Linked DNA regions of Homo sapiens: region 2 is linked to region 1. A link is an interaction called in ENCODE POLR2A ChIA-PET data of the cell type or tissue named here. Cell type or tissue: PC-9. All regions are shown on one strand. Each heading gives the region's core, and the rest is flanking DNA. Links, peaks and the distances in the headings are about the cores only.

Region 1 (2,893 bases), core at 154-2,653:
ACCAGGTTGGTGGGCACCTGACACCTAAGCAAGCCCCAAGATGCCCAGGGCTCACAGGTGACAGCCTTATCCCAGTCTTGTCCTTGGCAGGTGGCCTGTCCAGAGAGGGTGCCTTGTGCCTCCACTTCTGACAACAGCCCCACCCAGGGCCGCTCTCAGCAAGCACCTCACAGCCACCTCTGAGGCCCTGTGGTGGCTCTGTCTCTCCTCCACCTGCCCCCATAAGGCCCCTGGAACCCCACCTCGTCGGTGTCCTCAGGGGCCCACCAGACGCAGCTCCCACCTTCTCTGTCCTTGCACCTCCTCCCCTAATAGTTACTCTAATAGAAACACATGCAAATCCTTCTCATCTCAAAATACGTGCGACAAACAGGTGCACACACAGGGGTCTCCCCTGGGCAAGGCCCGCCCTCATCCCAGGCGAGTAGCTTCCAGTACCCCCATGCCACGCCCAGGCCTGTCCACAGCAGGTCCCTGAGTGCCAGGCTCCGGCCCTCCCTCTGCCCTCCGGAGGTGCCGCCACCACCCCCTTCTCACTCTGCCCCCCGGCTATATCTCACTCAGTAGCCTCCCTTCCCAAGGCCTGTTAGGAATAGGGGGTCCCCCCAGGCTGCACCCCCCAACCAGAGCACTCTGAGCTGCAAACAGTCTCCATCCACCCAGGCGTGCTCTCTTGGGCGTCTCCAGGGCCCTGAGACCCAGCAGGTGTGTCCAGCTGGGGCACGAGTCCATGGCCACGACCAGGGCACCAGCCCCTCAGCACTCCCGGGCCCCCACCCCCCGCCACCTCCCAGTCCTTGCCTCAAGTCCCCCGTCTGTGGTGCCCAGCGCCGTCCATGCCACTCGTCCACTGCCACTGGGAGCAGCCTTCCTACCCAGCCCCACCTGCCGGGTCACCTCCAGGCCTCCTCAGGGTCAAGGCTCCCCTCCTCGACCACACCACGCTGGCTTCAGACGCCTCACCTCGTGGCTCAGGCTTGTGAGGGCACGTGGGTGCCACTGGCCACGCCTGCAGGGCACAGGGGCGCCATGATGCCGATGACAAGGCCACACTGACACAGCACCCTCGGCCACCTAAAGTTATGACCTAGAGCACAAGCTCACCAATTCCACAGGACCCAAGAAACTCCCCAAATCACCTTCGTCCAGAGCAAGGAAACACCCCACAGACGGGAACCTCAAACACTTCCTGGAAACACTTCCAGCGACTGATTTTTATAAAAGCACATGGCCCTCGGGGACAGAGCTCCTTTTTTCTAAGGATATTATTGGGCTCTAAAAGACAAATTGACGCCAGGCATGGTGGCTCACACCTGTAATCCCAGCACTTTGGGAGGCCGGGGCGGGCGGATCACGAGGTCAGGAGATCAAGACCATCCTGGCTAACACGGTGAAGCCCCGTCTCTACTAAAAATACAAAAAATTAACCAGGCGTGGTGGCGGGCGCCTGTAGTCCCAGCTACTCGGGAGGCTGAGGCAGGAGAATGGCGTGAACCCGGGAGGCGGAGCTTGCAGTGAGCCGAGATTGGGCCACTGCACTCCAGCCTGGGAGACAGAGTGAGACTCTGTCTCAAAAAAATAAATAAATAGACAAAAGACGAATTGACATATTTTCTGTCTTTGTGGTTCTACTATAAAAAGTGAATCACTGAGAAGTAAAATTCTAAAGAATAATTTTTTTTTTTTTTTTTGAGACAGGGTCTTGCTCTGTTTCCCAGGCTGGAGTGCAGAGGTGCAATCATAGCTCACTGCAGCCTCGACCTCCCGGGCTCAAGCAATTCTCCCACCTCAGCCTCTCAAGTGGCTGAGACAACAGGTACATACCATCATGCCGGTCTAATTTTTGTATTTTCTGTAGCGATGGGGTCTCGCTTTGTTGACCAGGCTGGTCTCAAACTCCTGGGCTCAAACAATCCTCCCGCCTCAGCCTCCCAAAGTGCTGGGATTACAAGCATGAGCCACCACGCCCAGCCCCACTCAAATCTTTAAAGATACAACTGGCCACATGTTTTGGTCACAAAATAGGGATGCATAACTTATTTTTCATTCAAATCAAAGTGAATTTGCCCATGGACATCACTTGTCCGTACAAGCCCCAGGCCCGGCATGAGGATGTGGCTGGTCTGCTGGGCCCCTGCTGGATGGCGTGGAGGTCCGGGTCTCACCAGCTCGGTCTGGTGTCACCCGTGACCTTGCAGACTCTGGCTGCCGTGCTGCCCACACAGGATGGCCTCCAATCCACAGCACCACCAGGCTGCACTACACACGCACCGGGGTGGCGGGGACGCTACGCACCTTCAGGGGCCAGGTTTCCTTCCATTTCAAACCACGGCGTTTTGTTTTCATTCAGAGTCGACCCTCTGGACTGACTGCTCGGACCCGACAGATGCTGTAAGCTCACGCCGAGGCCTCGGACGCGGGACTCGCACTCGCGGGCACAGCTGTGCGGCTAGAGCGTGAAAACAGCAGGCTCTGAACGCCTCTGGACGACACAGTCGGTGCAGGAGAAAAAACTTCTGCCCACAGACACGGCAGCTGTACAGCTCAGCGCCCAACAGCGCTAGCGAAGGCCACACGGAACTGAAGGGGCCACCCACGCTGTAGAGACGGTGGAAACCGAGGCCCACGGGGCCGATGCTGGCCTGGACTGCGCCACCCATCCGCCTCGCGCCCCCTGTCCCTGGGCGCCAGCCCCGGGGCTCCGTCCCAGCTCCTGCTACCATCACTCTGGTTGGATGGTCACTTCCATCTGAGGTTAAACACAAAACAGTTGTCCAAAACACAAAGGTCAAGCCTTCAAGTTCCAAATTGGGCTCCAAAGCGCAGAGGCCTTTCAAACTGTGTGCGAAGCCCTCCAGGCAGTCTGGGGGGTGCACGGACCCCAGCTGACAGC
Region 2 (2,893 bases), core at 92-2,591, 62 kb before region 1:
GGAGTGCGAGCCGGGAGCTGCAGCCCCGCGGCCGCCGAACCAACCGCGGAGGCCAGGCAGCCTCGCCCCAGGGACCCCGCCCACGGCGCCCTACACCGGCGGCCAGTCAGGGAGGCCAACGCCGCGAGACGGAAGCAGCCATACCCCGCGGGCCACCAGTGTGGCCAGAAAAGATCTGCAGGGATGTGAGGGCAGCTCAGAGCTGAGATCTAAGGCTGGGGCAGAACCGGACGGCGCAACAAGCTAGGGAGAAAGCATCCCCGGCGCGGGGTGCACGGAGCCCCAGACCCCACCCGCCTCCCGCCCGGACCCCGCCTCCACTCAGGGAGCCGGGCCCCACCTCCCGCCCTAGGCCCCGCCTCCTACCTCGGGCCCCACCTCCCGCCTAGGCCCTGCCTCCTGCCCAGGCCCTGCCCCCAACTCAGGGCCCCGCCTCCCGCCCAGGCCACGCCTCCCACTGAGGACCCTGCCTCCCGCTCAGGGACCCGCCTCCTGCCCGAGCCCTCCCTCCCTCCCAGGTCCTGCCTCCCGTCCAGGTCCCCGCCTCCCACTCAAGGCCCCGCCTCCCACCCAGGCCCCGCCTCCCACTCAAGGCCCCGCCTCCCACCCAGGTCCCCCCCTCTAACCTGGGCCACGGCTCCCACTCAGGGCCCCGCCTCCCACCCAGGCACCGCCTCTCACCCAGGCCCCGCCTCCACTCAGGGCCCCGCCTCCCACCCAGGCCCCCCCTCTAACCTGGGCCACGGCTCCCACTCAGGGCCCCGCCTCCCACCCAGGCACCGCCTCTCACCCAGGCCCCGCCTCCACTCAGGGCCCCGCCTCCCACCCAGGCCCCCCCTCTAACCTGGGCCACGGCTCCCACTCAGGGCCCCGCCTCCCACCCAGGCACCGCCTCTCACCCAGGCCCCGCCTCCACTCAGGGCCCCGCCTCCCACCCAGGCCCCCCCTCTAACCTGGGCCACGGCTCCCACTCAGGGCCCCGCCTCCCACCCAGGCACCGCCTCTCACCCAGGTCCCGCCTCCACTCAGGGCCCCGCTTCCCACTCAGAGCCCCACCTCTGCTCAGGGCCCCGCCTGCGGCCCAGGCCCCGCCCCTCACCCTGGCCTCGCCTCCTGTGGTCTTGCATGCCACAGTTGCTCAGACCAGACTTTCATCATAATGTCCCCTCCCTTACAGAAGTAGAAGTTAAAGACAAAACCAATTTTGAGTTTCCAATTTTCTCCAAATGTTCTAGAAATCGGTCATTTTCTTAAATATTTAACTGTTACCTGAATTTTCTCTTCCTCGTGGTCCTGCATATCTGGAATATTACTGGCAAAACCCAATTAGACTTTTAAGACATGTATGTGTTTCTAAGCAGGCCAAATATCTTTTTTTGTTTTGTTTTGTTTTTAAGACAGAGCTTTGCTCTTGTCGCCCAGGCTGGAGTGCAATGGGGCAGTCTTGGCTCACTGCGACCTCTGCCTCTGGGTTCAAGCAATTCTCCTGCCCAGGCTCCCAAGTAACTGGGATTACAGGCACCCGCCACCATACCCAGCTAATTTTTATATTTTTAGTAGAGACAGGGTTTCTCCATGTTGCCCTGGCTGGTCTCGAACTCCTGACCTCAGGTGATCTGCCCTCCTCATCCTCCCAAAGTGCTGGGATTACAGGCTTGAGCCACCATGCCCAGCATTTTTTTTTTTTGATATAGGGTCTTGCTCTGTCATCTGGGTGTGAGTGCAGTGGTGTGATCACAGCTCACTGCAGCCTCCTCCAACTCCTGAGCTCAAGTGATCCTCCTGCCTTGGCCTCCCAAAGTGCTGGGATTACAGGTGTGAGCCATCACTCCCCACCCAAAATTTCTTTACATCAGCCACACAGAGCTCCTTGACTACTTGAAGGCAGCACATGGCAAACAGCCGAACCTTGTCAGCAATCCAAGAAATGAGCTTTAGGACAGCAAGGAGACGCCATTCTCATGTCACGTTTCAGCGTTTACTACTGATATGATAAGAAGGGTCCCTGCCGTGGGGGCAGTGTGGCAGGGCAGATGCTCTGTGACCTATACTCCAGCCAGGCCACGGCCATCAGGGCATGCTGCCTAGCAGGGCTGGACAGAGTCCACGGCGTTCCTCCTGGACCCAGCTGAACGACACTCCCCTCCCTGCCACGGACGTCACCACCACCCCGCGGGGAAAGACCAGAAGGGCAGGGAGTGAGCCAGTGCCATGTATGCCACCTACACAGACCCAAGAGAGAGTGGACGGGAGGCCCTGCACCCTGCACCCAGGCTGGGAAGACCAGGAGGAGGCTGGCGGCCCTGGCTGAGACCCCATTTGGAGGCTGACCTTGGCCTCAGAGAGCCACCCAGCCCGAGATCAGTCCTCTCCCGCCTGCGATCTCAGCACTTTGGGAGGCCGAGGCGGGAGGAGCTCTTGAGCCCAGGAGTTCAAGACCAGCCTGGGCAAAATGGTGAGACCCCATCTCTACAAAAACAAAAATTAGCCAGGTGTGTGGTGGCGCACATCTGTAGTCCTAGCTACTAGAGAGGGTGAGACAGGAGGATCACTGGAGCCCAGGAGGTCGAGTCTGCCATGAACTATGTTCCCCACTGCACTCCAACATGGGCAACAGAGTGAGACCCTGTCTCAACTAAAGCAAAACAAAAAATAGCTACATATATAGGCAGGATCCAGAGAAAAACCTTGGGATTGGATTTCTAGGTCCCAGATGAAGGGATCAGCCTGGATGAGCAAGAATGCATTGATTTGACGACTCTTTCTTGGTCATGAGAATTAACATCCTGTCAAGAACCTGGGTGATAGGGCAAACTCACTGCTAGTTGGCTCTTAGGAGCCTAAACAAAGTGATAGTTAACTCTCAGTGAAATGGCAATGTCCAGTTGTCCTG

The links. ChIA-PET counts read pairs that join two places held together with the same protein. Peaks named below come from ENCODE experiments on the same cell type or tissue, not always from the same donor. Only the 100,000 strongest peaks of a DNase experiment are listed, where the experiment ranks them.
Region 2: POLR2A ChIA-PET joins it to region 1 with 21 read pairs; 2 of 35 experiments call an interaction of 5 or more read pairs at or near these places.

What each region holds. Positions count from the first base shown.
Region 1 is chr4:1,641,894-1,644,786 of GRCh38, forward strand. All of the region lies in intron 4 of FAM53A (family with sequence similarity 53 member A), which reads right to left. Among named protein-coding and RNA genes, the nearest start is that of FAM53A, 41 kb to the right of the region's middle. In PC-9, for the core only: no CTCF peak of the experiment used is centred there; no DNase peak of the experiment used is centred there; H3K27me3 peaks cover 209 bases.
Region 2 is chr4:1,580,220-1,583,112 of GRCh38, forward strand. It overlaps a transcript of FAM53A not described here. Among named protein-coding and RNA genes, the nearest start is that of FAM53A, 100 kb to the right of the region's middle. RefSeq lists silencers at 120-179, 360-569, 943-1,169, 986-1,145. In PC-9, for the core only: no CTCF peak of the experiment used is centred there; DNase peaks (open chromatin) are centred at 462 and 1,092; H3K4me3 peaks cover 313 bases.